Regions from separate parts of the Homo sapiens genome. Here all the other regions are linked to region 2. A link is a contact called in ENCODE Hi-C or POLR2A ChIA-PET data. All regions are on one chromosome and are shown on one strand. Each heading gives the region's core, a stretch centred on a gene start or an enhancer-like site at or near the end of the contact. The rest is flanking DNA. Distances are from core to core; before and after follow the strand shown.

The links. A loop is a pair of places that touch in the nucleus more often than their neighbours do. ChIA-PET counts read pairs that join two places held with the same protein, here RNA polymerase II (POLR2A). Pooled maps may share reads with other maps.
Region 1: a loop to region 2 is called in a map of ascending aorta, with 4 times the contacts of the local background. The contact joins the promoter of ANKRD27 here to the promoter of PEPD in region 2. A Hi-C loop is called at or near these places in 1 of 168 maps with a recorded cell type or tissue (ascending aorta), 1 of 37 single-sample maps with no recorded cell type and 14 of 50 pooled maps. POLR2A ChIA-PET finds 5 or more read pairs at or near these places in 1 of 52 experiments (activated CD4-positive, alpha-beta T cell).
Region 3: a map of CD4-positive, alpha-beta T cell shows a loop between it and region 2 (4-fold over the local background). The contact joins the enhancer-like site here to the promoter of PEPD in region 2. A Hi-C loop is called at or near these places in 1 of 168 maps with a recorded cell type or tissue (CD4-positive, alpha-beta T cell), 4 of 37 single-sample maps with no recorded cell type and 15 of 50 pooled maps. POLR2A ChIA-PET finds 5 or more read pairs at or near these places in 1 of 52 experiments (Caco-2).
Region 4: a loop to region 2 is called in a map of ascending aorta, with 6 times the contacts of the local background. The contact joins the promoter of FAAP24 here to the promoter of PEPD in region 2. A Hi-C loop is called at or near these places in 3 of 168 maps with a recorded cell type or tissue (CD4-positive, alpha-beta T cell, aorta and ascending aorta), 5 of 37 single-sample maps with no recorded cell type and 18 of 50 pooled maps. POLR2A ChIA-PET finds 5 or more read pairs at or near these places in 1 of 52 experiments (activated T-cell).

The regions. Positions count from the first base shown.
Region 1 is chr19:32,673,781-32,676,649 of GRCh38, reverse strand. It overlaps ANKRD27 (ankyrin repeat domain 27), which reads left to right and starts at 1,470. Exons shown (of 29, transcript NM_032139.3): 1 at 1,470-1,579. RGS9BP (regulator of G protein signaling 9 binding protein) reads right to left here and starts at 802. Exons shown (of 1, transcript NM_207391.3): 1 at 1-802. The coding sequence starts at 386. RefSeq lists enhancers at 106-155, 926-1,035, 923-1,542 and silencers at 556-615, 1,186-1,915, 1,936-1,985.
Region 2 is chr19:33,520,478-33,523,267 of GRCh38, reverse strand. PEPD (peptidase D) reads left to right here and starts at 1,477. Exons shown (of 15, transcript NM_000285.4): 1 at 1,477-1,524. The coding sequence starts at 1,508. LOC105372370 (a long non-coding RNA gene) reads right to left here and starts at 1,334. Exons shown (of 3, transcript XR_935918.3): 1 at 1,254-1,334. RefSeq lists enhancers at 250-1,212, 1,213-2,176 and a silencer at 1,268-1,467.
Region 3 is chr19:34,133,234-34,136,095 of GRCh38, reverse strand. No RefSeq gene overlaps it. Among named protein-coding and RNA genes, the nearest start is that of LSM14A, 38 kb to the left of the region's middle. RefSeq lists an enhancer at 809-1,344 and a silencer at 1,328-1,737. Within about 2 kb of position 1,260, at least 38 of the 41 ENCODE cell types and tissues checked have a DNase peak (open chromatin) inside an H3K27ac peak, as active enhancers do; they include CD4-positive, alpha-beta T cell, where a contact is called at or near this core.
Region 4 is chr19:32,970,744-32,973,700 of GRCh38, reverse strand. It overlaps FAAP24 (FA core complex associated protein 24), which reads right to left and starts at 1,459. Exons shown (of 5, transcript NM_152266.5): 1 at 1,355-1,459; 2 at 399-517; 3 at 139-275. The coding sequence starts at 504. CEP89 (centrosomal protein 89) reads left to right here and starts at 1,743. Exons shown (of 19, transcript NM_032816.5): 1 at 1,743-1,865. The coding sequence starts at 1,827. RefSeq lists enhancers at 1,286-1,335, 1,716-1,935 and a silencer at 1,476-1,605.

The DNA of each region.
Region 1 (2,869 bases), core at 221-2,720, 850 kb after region 2:
AGCGCGCGCGCCGCCACGCCGGAGGAGGCGCCAGCCACACCTGTGCGCACCAGCGGCCGCCGCGGCGCGTGCAGCGGGAACGCGGCGCCCAGCTCCAGCGCGCGTCGCATGTCCGCTTCCAGCAGGTCCAGGCAGCCCGAGAAGGCCACCCAGAGCCGCTCGAACTCGGCGCGCTCGTCGGCGGCCAGGCCCCGGTCGCGCAGCACAGCAGTCAGCCGGGCGCAGGTGGACACCGCCAGCTCCTGCGCCTTCTGGCGCGTCTTTTGCAGCTCCTGCCGCAGGTTCTGCGAGTCCGCCGAGCCACCGACGGTCAGCACCAGGTGGTGGTAGCACGCAGTCGTCTTGTTGAGCCCGTCCAGCAGCGCCTTGCACTCCTCCCTCGCCATCGCGGTGGGCTCCGGCTGGGCCCGGCCGCCCGCGCCCGTTAGCCTCCCCCTCAGCGCGGCAGGATGTGGCTAACCCCCATCCCGGCCTTGGGCCGCGCGGCACGAACGCTCTTCATGGTCCGTGACTCGCTCGGCGCTACCGCCAACGTCCACGGAGCCCGCCCGGGACCCTCGACGTGCGCCTCTGCGGACGGGGCGCGCAGAGGGAGCCCCGTTAGCGGTCCCCCGCTCCCTCGTCCATCCTCCCCAGGCGCACTCCGAGTCACACGTCGTGTCTCTGCACCGCCCTGGCCTCCACGGTGGCTCCCTGCGAAGCTGAGGGTGCGGTCCCCATCCTCCGTGGGTGCCAACTCCGGGGCAAGCAGGCTGCAGAGCCGCGCGCTCCGCCTTAGGCGCTGCCAAGGGCGGCCGGGTAGGGTTTCCTAGGACCCGCCCACCCCGCTCGTCCCGGCCGGAGCTGCCACCCCCTGGATCAGTGGTAGGCGGGGCTCCACGCGGGGAGGTCACGTGTGGGTGGCCCATCCCTCCCTCCCCTTCGCCCCATCCGAGTTCTGGAATGTTAGCGCTCGGGAGATCCAACCCGTTCTATTTTACGGATGGGGAAACTGAGGCCCAGGTAAAAAGCGGGCCAGGCTCCCGCGGAGTTTTTGCCTGTGATGGGACTAGAACCCAGCTATACTGACTCCCGGACCCTGTCGGCGACAGGACGTCGGGTGCCCCGCAGGACTGGGCACCTCCGTGCCCCAAAGCGAGCAGTGACTGGCAATCCGAGGGGCTGGGCGCCGCCGGGGTCAGGTGTCCCTGCCGCGTTGCGCTCACGTTGGTCGGTGCTTCCAAGCGCTAACCCCACCTCTAGTGTCAGCCCGGCTCCCAGCCCCGCCCCTCACGTTCTGGGCACGCGCAGTTGCGGGCGTGGGGCGGGGCCAGCTGGAGTAGGAAGCGTAGGGAGCCGCCTGAGCCCCGCCCCCGGCTGGGCTGGACTCCATGATTGCTCTGCGTACACGTCACTCTGGGAAACGACGGTTTCTCATTGGGTCAGCTGTGGCGCGGCTCCGCCCCACGGCGGAGTAAGGGGTGGGCTATAGGGCCAGATCGCCGCGCGAGGGTGGTGGGCATCGAGGTCCCAGCAGCGGACGAGGGAGGTGCCGCCGTCGCCCAGGATGGGCTGGGAATGAAGCGATGTAGCCTTTTAAGTAAGTGTCCTCGCGCTGGCCTCCTCCTGCGCCTCCCCTCCCGCGGGATGGCTGCGCCTCGGGGCGCGGCGGCCGGGCGGGGCCCGGAGAGTGAGGGGGGAGGGGCTCCCTGCTCTCCGGAGTCCGCTCCCGGGTCCGCCAGGTGGCCCCGCGCCGCCCCAGCCCCCGCGTCCCCAGGTGGGTGCCCGGTGCGCAGCCGGCGCGCCCTGCCCACTCCGCCCCTCGGGTCTGGAGGAGGGGAGCGGTCGGCGCGGAGAATGCACCCTCCGAGCCTCGCTGCGTCGACACCGGCGGGTGTGGCCGGGGTGCCGGGTCCGGCGGTTCGGATCTGGCGGGGCGCGGGGCGGTCGCCGCGCGGTTTCCCGGAGGCCTAGGGTCTGCTGGAGGGGAGCGGCGGGTGGGGGTCCGAGCCGCGCGCGCAGCGGTTGTGGTTTCCGGGGGGTGATGAGGGCGCGGAGCGGGGAATCCCTGGCTGCCGGCCTCTCGCAGGGCGGGGGGGTCTCTGCATTCCCACAGGTAAAGATTGTTAAAGGAAAACTCTTAAGCACCGAGAGATGTTCCGGATTCTGAGTCTGTTCCGTCTTGTGGTTGAAAATGGACTGCCCAGGAGCACACGAGCCACGCGGTGCCCCCTTGGCTGCCCCACGAGGTGCAGGGGACGTGGGCACTCGCGGCCTGTGCTGGGCGAGGGAGCAAGGGACGGGTCTTCGCTGAGGATTTAGAGCATGCAGGGAACGAGGGCTGCTGGCAGTGCTGGAGGGACTGTGAGGCTGCAGAGAGCTCAGATTTTACAAGTTGATGGGTTTCATGGATAGAGGCCCCTATTTTGATTAAAAAATGCACTCTTCCCACTGGCCGAAGAGTAGAGCAGTGGATATTTTTTTTCTTTTCTTTCTTTTCGTTTTTTTCTTTTTGAGACAGGGTCTGGCTCTGTTGGCTAGTCTGGAGTGCAGTGATGCCATCATAGCTCATTGCAGCCTCAAACTCCTGGACTCAAGCAATCCTTTCACCTCAGCCTCTGTAGTAGCTGGGACTACAGGCGCATGCCACTATGCACGGCTAATTTTTAATTTTTTTTTTTTTTTTTTGTAGAGATGGAGTCTAGCAGGTTGCCTAGGCTGGTCTTGAACTCCTGGACTCAAGCCATGCTCTCGTCTTGGCCTCCCAAGGTGTTGGGATTACAGGCACTAGCCACCACGTTTTGCTGAGCAGTAGCTGTTACGTTTCGAGATCAGCCTGGCATGAGGACTGGTGTTGAGGTGGCCTAAGGGTCCGGTGTACTGAGCCCCG
Region 2 (2,790 bases), core at 228-2,727:
TGCAGGTTTGAGTGTAAAACCCTCTAGCAGCCCTGTGAGGTGGCCCCATTAGCTCTCTCCTGACAGATGAGGACAGCAGGGATGGTACTGGGCTTCCAGGTAACTGTGCCACGTGCCCTTCACTACCCTGCTTATGGCTGGCTCCCTTGCTCCTATTTAAGGGGCCTATTCTCCTCCCTGCTTCATGGGGACAAACAGAAGCTGCTTCTCCAGTCATAGCCCCTGGCTCCCACCAGCCTGGCCATGGTGACCCACATCCTTGTTTCGATAAAGAAACAAGAAGCATCCCCCAACCCACAACCTTTGATCAGAAGCCACTTCCAGCTGTGGGACAGCTGCAGGGTGGGGTCAGGAGCCCCACACGCCTATCCTGGGCCACCCATCCACCTGTCCACACACATCTGTACACCACACACATCTGTACACCCTTGGCGCCAGGGACGCCCTCCCCCAACAGTGTGGGGCCCCCTTCCTTCACAGGGGCAGTGAGGTCACTCCTCAGGGTATGGCTTCATGAGCTCAGCCTCTGTGTGAGCACTCTCTGGCCTCAGTTTCCTCATCTGTATAATAGACTTAAAGATAGTCTCGACCTCATAGGGCTGTGGTGAGGTTTCTATGAGCTCACATGTGCAACGCATTTGGGCCGTGCTTGTAATGCCCTGACTCTGTTGGCAGTAGGGAGGGCAGCGTCTGCTGCAGGGTCCCTACACCTTCTCTGCAGGACTCTGCACCCAGTACCAGTGCCCAGTGGGGCAGAGGAGTAAGCCTTCTGGCAGACTCTCCCTCCTAAACCCTTCTCGGCTGTGCCCACTTCTCGCCTGCCCTCCTCCCTGGCTTCCCTTCCTCCAGCTTCTCCATTCTGCAGCCCAGGAAACCTAGAAAAGATCCTACCAGACTTAACTCATAGGCCCCACAGTGGAGGCCCCGCAGGGTCTGGCCCTTGCTTCCCTTAGGCTGCCCCTCTCTCGCGCACATTCTCCTGGACGCTGCACATTTAGAGTCCTCCAGTTGCCCCACGGCCTTTGCTCAAGCCCTTTCCCTTCTTAAACAAAAATCGCCACCTCTGCCCCGACCCTAGCCTGGGTCAGTCTCCCTCCTCTCCTCCCACGTGGTTTCTTTATTCCTATGTGTTCTTCTCCCGGGTGGGCTGGTACGCCAGATCGGGGACTGAACCAGAATCAAGATGTCCTCTGCTTCAGGACCTCCCTCCCACCACGAAAAGGCTGCAGATGCTGCCCGCTAACCCGACCTACTGTCTGCAGCCGGCAGCCCGCTCATTTATCCTGGCCGAGCTCTTGGGCCCCCAATCTCCGGGAGCCCCGCCCCATCGGGGCTCCGCCCTTCCCCAGGTACCGCCCCTTCCCGTCCCGTGGAATTTGGCTCTGGAGGAGGTGGGTCAAGGACTCCATGCCCCGCCCCCTGCCCCGCCCTTACCCCGCCCCATGCATTGGCACCCGGAGGGGCTCAGCTGACGCCGCACTTCACGTGACGCCGGTGCCGGGCGAACATGGCGGCGGCCACCGGGTGAGTGCTGCGCCTCCCTCGCTCTTTCCCGCTGGCGTGGAGAGGGGCATGGGTGTCCCGGCCGGACCGCGGGTGAGAGCGTCAGCCGGGGTCGCTGAATGCCGCGGGTAGGCGCCTCTTCCCGTTGGCCCGGAGTCCCAGCGCCGGTCGGCGAGCTGCACGCTCCGAGTCAGGGTCAGCGCGGGGGCCGCAGCTCCTCTCCACCCTCCTGGCTGGCTCCGGCCCCACCTGCCCGCGTCTGGCGGCCCCACCGTGTGCGGCTGCGGTGGGGGCTGGGGTCGACACGCATGTTCGCTGCCAAGACCCCCGGGTAGGAGGGCGGCGTTGCGAGGACCCCAGGGACCCGGGCGCTTCCCGGAGGAGGCGGTATTCGAGACGGACTTGGAATTCCCTTTTCCCAGCAGGGCACTTCCCCATTTCTTTCAGGGGCCAAATGTCACCCCCTCAGGGAATCCTTCTCTAACCATCTATCCCACTTTTTGTGCCCTCATCATCACCTGATAAACTATATAGAGCATTGTTTGTACTTGTTCTTTATCTTCTCTGCATTTAGAGTGCAAGGGCAGGTATGTTACCTGCTTCTCAGTAGCCCGGTGCCTTGCACACAGTAGGTGCTCCATACTGGGCTAAATGAAAGAAAGCTGAGTGGTCGTAGTGGGAGGAAGGGTGGACAGATGGGTTCACCAGAGCGTTGGGCGGAATCTCCCAGATAGGGAGCATCTGAGCCCAGGGTAAGGGACAAAGGTTGAGAGTTCAGAGTGTTCTGGGGACAGGGGTGCATGCCTGGGGCTGGTTGGAAGGTGTGGTGTTCCAGGTGGCGGCTTCAGACTTTGCCCTGATGGGCTGGAAGGGTTTTGTTACAAGCTGCTTGATCTGTTTTTTAAAGATTAGGCTCCCCTGAGCTATGTGTGAGTTCAATGGGAGAAGGTGTGGGTCTGGTGGTACAGTGGGGTAGAGGGGGCATGGTGTAGGAGGGAGCAGTATTCCAGATGCCAGGTTGGAAACTGAGGTCAGAATGGGGGATCTAGTGGACTGAATGCATCTCTCTTTTTAAGATACAGGGAAAATGGCAACAGAAAGTGGGTTCTAAGTTGGCCCCCAAGGTTGAGGGAGCTTAGAGCATACAAATCAAATATTTTGTGGGCACCTGCTATATTCCAGGAATAGCAGTGGGTCTTCCCTTAAGGTACTCACAGGCCACTGGAACAGATGGACACATGGGACTCTGTCATCCATCTGCTTGCCGTGTGGTCTTGCCATTTGCAA
Region 3 (2,862 bases), core at 11-2,510, 610 kb before region 2:
TAACATATAATTCTACAGGACGCAAACTAATCCACGGTGACCAAAAGCAGATTCACTGTTATCTGAGGGACTGATACGGTAGGCTGTGACTGGGAGGAAGGATTATAAATGAGCAGAAGGAAACTTTTATGTTCATTCTCTTGATTGTGGTGGTGGTTTCAGGGATGTATACACACATATGTAAAAGGCAAACTGTATGCTTTAAATATGTACAGGCTTTACACCAGCACTTCAATAAGGCTGTTTAAAATTTTAAAAGGTGTGGGAAAGAACACAGGCCACACATGTGGTGGTGGAAATGGCCCAGGCTTTGCTATTAAAGTTGCGCTAGTGTCCTTTGTCAAGTCACTTAGAACTCTCAGCTGCAAAGATAACACCGCCCTGGCAGGGATTAAGAAATAGTGTACAGGCCAGGCGCAGTGGCTCACACCTGTAATCCCAGCACTTACGGAGGCCGAGGAGGGTGAATCACTTGAGGTCGGGAGTTCAAGCCCAGTCTGGCCATTATGGCAAAACTCTGTTTCTATTAAAAGTACAAAAATTAGCCAGGCGTGGTGGCAGGCACCTGTAATCCCAGCTGAGGCGATCACTCGAATCCGGGAGGCAGAGGTTGCAGTGTGCCGAGATTGCGCCACTGCATTACAGCTTGGGCGACAGAGTGAGACTCTGCCTCCGAAAAAAAAAAAAAAAGAAGAAAGTCAAGAAAAAAGAAATAGTGAACAGGCCGGATGCGGTGGCTCACGCCGGTAATCCCAGCACTTTTGGAGGCCGAGGTGGGAGATCTTTTGAGCCCAGGAGTTGGAGACCAGCCTGTGCAACATAGTGAGACCGCCCCCTCTACAAAAATGTCATAATTAGCCGGGTGTAGTGGCCTGCGCCTGTAGCCTCAGCTATTTGGGAGTCTGAGGCGGGAGAATCACTTGAGCCCCAGGAGTTCAAAGCTCCAGTGAGCTAGCTCTGGTCACGCCAATATACTCCAGCCTGGGCTACCAAGACCTTGTATCAAGAAAAAAAAAAAAAAAGAAAAGAAAATAAAAAGAAATAGTGAAAATTTAGGCGAATTTAGGTGAAGCACAGGGTATTCGTCCAGGTGTGACATGCAAGGTGGAATGGTGGCAGGCAGCCCGACTCAATTCCAGGCCCTAACTCATCTTGGATCTGTGACCTGAAGCACGTTCCTGAGCGTCTCCGTTTCAATGTCTCAATTGCAAAGCGGATTAAATGACTCAACACAAGTAAGACAGGAGGAGCGCAGGGGCTGGGGCGTTCTCGGTAAGCTGAGAACAAGCCGGGTGGACGATGACCTGACGGCGCCGGCGAGACCCCGGGCCGGTTGCTGGGGTCGCACACAGGCAGCCGGAGGGGCGCGCAGGAGGGTCCGGGGCAGGGGCCGGGAAGACTGGGCAGATAAGAGAGCCGGAACAGGCGAGGCGGCCAAAGAGGCATCCAGGAGCCGCGACAAACGTGCGGGCAGCGCAACAAGTGACCCGCAAAGCACCCAACCACCACCTTAACGCTACTTCCCAGCCTGCCCCGCGCCCTCGGGCGCAGGCGCAGTGAGGTGGGCGGGGGGCACGGCCCAGTTTCGGGGGGCACGACCCGGCCCCTAGCCCCACCCCAGCCGCGGCCACGCCCCTCGCCGCGCCTCTAGAGCGGGAGGCTCGGCTGCTGGTTTCAGTTTGCAGCTAGGGAAGGTGGGGACATTGCCAGTGTCGAGTGGGTTGATCCTCCCTGGGTCCCTCTGCAAATTTAGGACCGTGCCACGAGTCCAGTCAGGAGCGGGACGCCTACCCTGCGGCGTCGTGCGCGCTTCAGGGGCACTATTGCAAAATAGATGCAGCTCTCAGGCAGTTTGCTTGTTCCTGGGTGAGGAGTTTTTGGTTAAAAAACAGTTGTTCCTCCCCGAGTTTGTGAAAGATAATGTATTTAAAAAATAAAACAAAGAAATTCCCAAGTCCCATCTGGAAATAAAAGATAGTTTTAAAAGACACCTGCATTAGATTGCTACAATAAAGTTATGTTTTCGTATTTTTTTCTTGATACAAAACAAATTTAAAAAAATATATTTTTAGACAGAGTTTCACTCTTGTTGCCTAGGCTGGAGTGCAGTGGCGCGATCTCGGCTCAACCTCCGCCTCCCGTGTTCAAGCGATTCTCCTGCCTCAGCCTCCCAAGTAGCTGGGATTACAGGCGCACGCCACCACTCCCAGATAATTTTGTATTTTTAGCAGAGATGGGGTTTCATCATGTTGGCCAGGCTGGTCTCGAACTCCTGACCTCAGGTGATCCGCCCGCTTCAGCCTCCCAAAGTGCTGAGATTACAGGTGCGAGCCACCGTGCCCAGCCAATAAAATATATTCTTTTTTATTTATTTATTTATTTTTTATTTATTTATTTTTATTGATCATTCTTGGGTGTTTCTCGCAGAGGGGGATTTGGCAGGGTCATAGGACAATAGTGGAGGGAAGGTCAGCAGATAAACAAGTGAACAAAGGTCTCTGGTTTTCCTAGGCAGAGTGTGTGTGTCCCTGGGTACTTGAGATTAGGGAATGGTGATGACTCTTAACGAGCATGCTGCCTTCAAGCATCTGTTTAACAAAGTACATCTTGCACCGCCCTTAATCCATTTAACCCTGAGTGGACACAGCACATGTTTCAGAGAGCACAGGGTTGGGGGTAAGGTCATAGATCAACAGGATCCCAAGGCAGAAGAATTTTTCTTAGTACAGAACAAAATGAAAAGTCTCCCATGTCTACTTCTTTCTACACAGACACGGCAACCATCCGATTTCTCAATCTTTTCCTCACCTTTCCCCCTTTTCTATTCCACAAAACCGCCATTGTCATCATGGCCCGTTCTCA
Region 4 (2,957 bases), core at 210-2,709, 550 kb after region 2:
GTATTTTTAGCAGAGACAGGGTTTCACCATGTTGGCCAGGCTGGTCTCCAACTACTGACCTCAGGTGATCCACCCGCCTTGGCCTCCCAAAGTGCTGGGATTACTGGCGTGAGCCACAGCACCCAGCCTAATACTTACATTTCTAACCCGAACAAGCCTCTTTCTGTAGCCATTTCCTGCCACCAAATCAGCTTCGGTGACATAAAGAATGCAGCATCTGTTCGACAGATAAAAGTCTGGTGTCAAGCCATCCTCGAAAATGAGCTTAATTTTCCCTTAAAATACAGAGAAGAAAATGAGTTCCATAAGCTTTGGATGAAAAGATGGCAATAATAGGCAGATTTTTTTTTTTTAATATGTCAGGGGAGGAAAGGGCTGGCAGAGGGCAGGCCACCGACCTTGCATCTCCTGCGCCAGCTGTGACCCGCGCCATTTCTCATTGGCCACAATATGCCCCAAAGGCACGTGCACGGGGCCCGTATCATCAGGGGGGTTCTTTTCCATGGATGGTCTCCACCTAAGGAGGGAAAAGCCAGGCGGCACTTGAGCAGGCTCTCCTGCACACGGCCCTGCATTCCACTCCAAGCCAGGGCCTCTGGGGCAGGATCCCCTCTGCAAACTGAATTATTTGTCAAAGAACTGTCAAATAAGATTCCCTTTATAATTACTAATAAGAAAACACAGGCTGGGCGCGGTGGCTCACACCTGTAATCCCAGCACTTTGGGAGGCCGAGCGAGGCGGGTGGATCACAAGGTCAGGAGTTCAAGACCAGCCTGGCCAAGATAGTGAAACCGCGTCTCTACTAAAAATACAAAAAAATTAGCCGGGCTTGGTGGTGGGCACCTGTAATCCCAGCCACTTGGGAGGCTGAGGCAGAGAATTGCTTGAATCCGGAAGGCGGAGGTTGCAGTGAGCCGAGATCGCGCCACTGCACTCCAGCCTGGGCGACAGAGCAAGACTCGTCTCAAAAAAAAAAAAAAAAAAGAAAAGAAAAAGAAAACACAAAGGCCTGAATGAAGGCCAGGGTGGCTGGAGACGGGATGTGTGGTGGTGGAGGTGGTAATGGCATTGGATTCCAATAAGGCCAGAGGCACGATCAGATTTAAGTTTTAAAAGAATCCTGGGCTGGGCATGGTAGCTCACGTCTGTAATCCCAACATTGGGCAAGGCTGAGGCGTGAGGATCGCTTGTGCCCAGGAGTTCGAGACCAGCCTGAGCAATACAGCGAGATCCCGTTTGCCAATTATTTGTGGCGAAATAAATTCTCTAAGAACCAGGAGATTCCTGTCCTGGTGTCCGCGTCCTTCATTTTCATCACGTGCCTAGCCCCTGATACCCCAGCTGGATCCGCACCGTAGCTTCTCAGTCCAGTCCAAGGCCCGAATACAGCCGGCAGGAACCCCACCGTCCCAGTCTAGAGATCATGTTACTGGTGGCCGCGCCACCTTCCGGGTTCACGCCCTCGGTGCTCGCCCAGTCCTTCATCCAGCCCGCCCTCCGCCTCCCGCAGCGCCGGATAGGCTGTGGCGTCAGAAATGGACGTCTAACCTGACCAATAAGAGAACGGATAAGGGCGGACGTTTCCGCCCTGGCGGGGATTTGAACGGTACCCACTGGTTGCCAAGAACGACCGGTGTGGAAGTAACCTTAGCTCTGATTGGTCGAGGGCCGAGCTGAGCCAATGGCCGACGTGGTTGCTGCAAAGTCCATTGCGAAGAGAAAGCGTGAGGGCTGGGCCTGCGGCGGGCTTTAGGGAGTGGTCCCTGGCTGTGGATAGATCTGCTGATGAGTCCAGGCCCCGGTCCATTCTCCTCGCGCTGCAAGGATGCTCCTGGGATTTCGGAGAGGCCGCAGGAGTCATTTCGTAAGTAGATGCTCGCCCGCCGCGCGTGGGGCTCTGTGGGGCCGGGAATTAGGGGTAAAGTGTTGGGGCGGGTTGGGGTTTGGCCTGAGATCCAGTCAAGGGGGCGGCACAAGAGAAAGTGGTTTTCAGTTGAGGAAGCCTTGATTTTTCGTGTTCTAAACTTTTTTTTTTTTTTTTAAGAAACAGGGTCTCGCTCTGTCGCCCAGGCTAGAGTGCAGTGGTGCGATCATAGCTCACTGCATCCTCGAACTCCTGGGCTCAAGCGATCTTCCCACCCCAGCCTCCCGAGGAGCTGAGACTACAGGCGCGCGCCACTACTCCCGGCTAATTGTTCAATATTTTTGTGGAAACAGGGATCTTGCTATGTTCCTATGGTGGTCTTGAGCTCCTTAGCCTCCTAAAGTGTTGGTATCACAGGCGTGAGCCACTGTGCCCGGCGTTAACAATCTTCTGCCCCAGGGTCGGCCACAGTTGGACAGGAGCACCCTGCCTCCCCTGTAGCATTCGTCCCCGTGCCCGGAGTTAACTCCTGGACGACGTACACCTGCTGCACTGCTGGATATAGCCATTCTTCATTTTTCCCTCCTCCACCCACCATGTACACCCCATCAGCAAGTCCCATCCGATATACCCACTACATACATCTGCCAGCTGTTCCCATCTCCACCCACACCCCGGCCTCCAGCATCTGTCTGGACTGCTGCGGCAGATCCTCACTGGTTTCTCTGCTTCCACTCTCGCCCTTCCCCTAGGTCCATTCTCCACGTAGCAGCCAAGGGGATTCTTATATTTATTTATTATTTAATTTAGTTTTAGAGACAGGGTCTTGTCCTGATGCCCAGGCTGGAGTACAGTGGCATGATCATAGCTCACTGTGGCTTCAACCTCTTGGGTTCAAGTGATCCTCCTGCCTCAGGCTCCTGAGTAGCTGGGACTACAGGTGTGCACCACCACACCTAGGTATTTTTTATTTATTTTATTTTTTGCCTCACACTCTGCCAAGTCTCAATGCCTGGCTAATTTTAAAAATTATTTTGTAGAGGCCACGTGAGGTGGCTCTCACCTGTAATCCAGCACTTTGGGAGGCTGAGG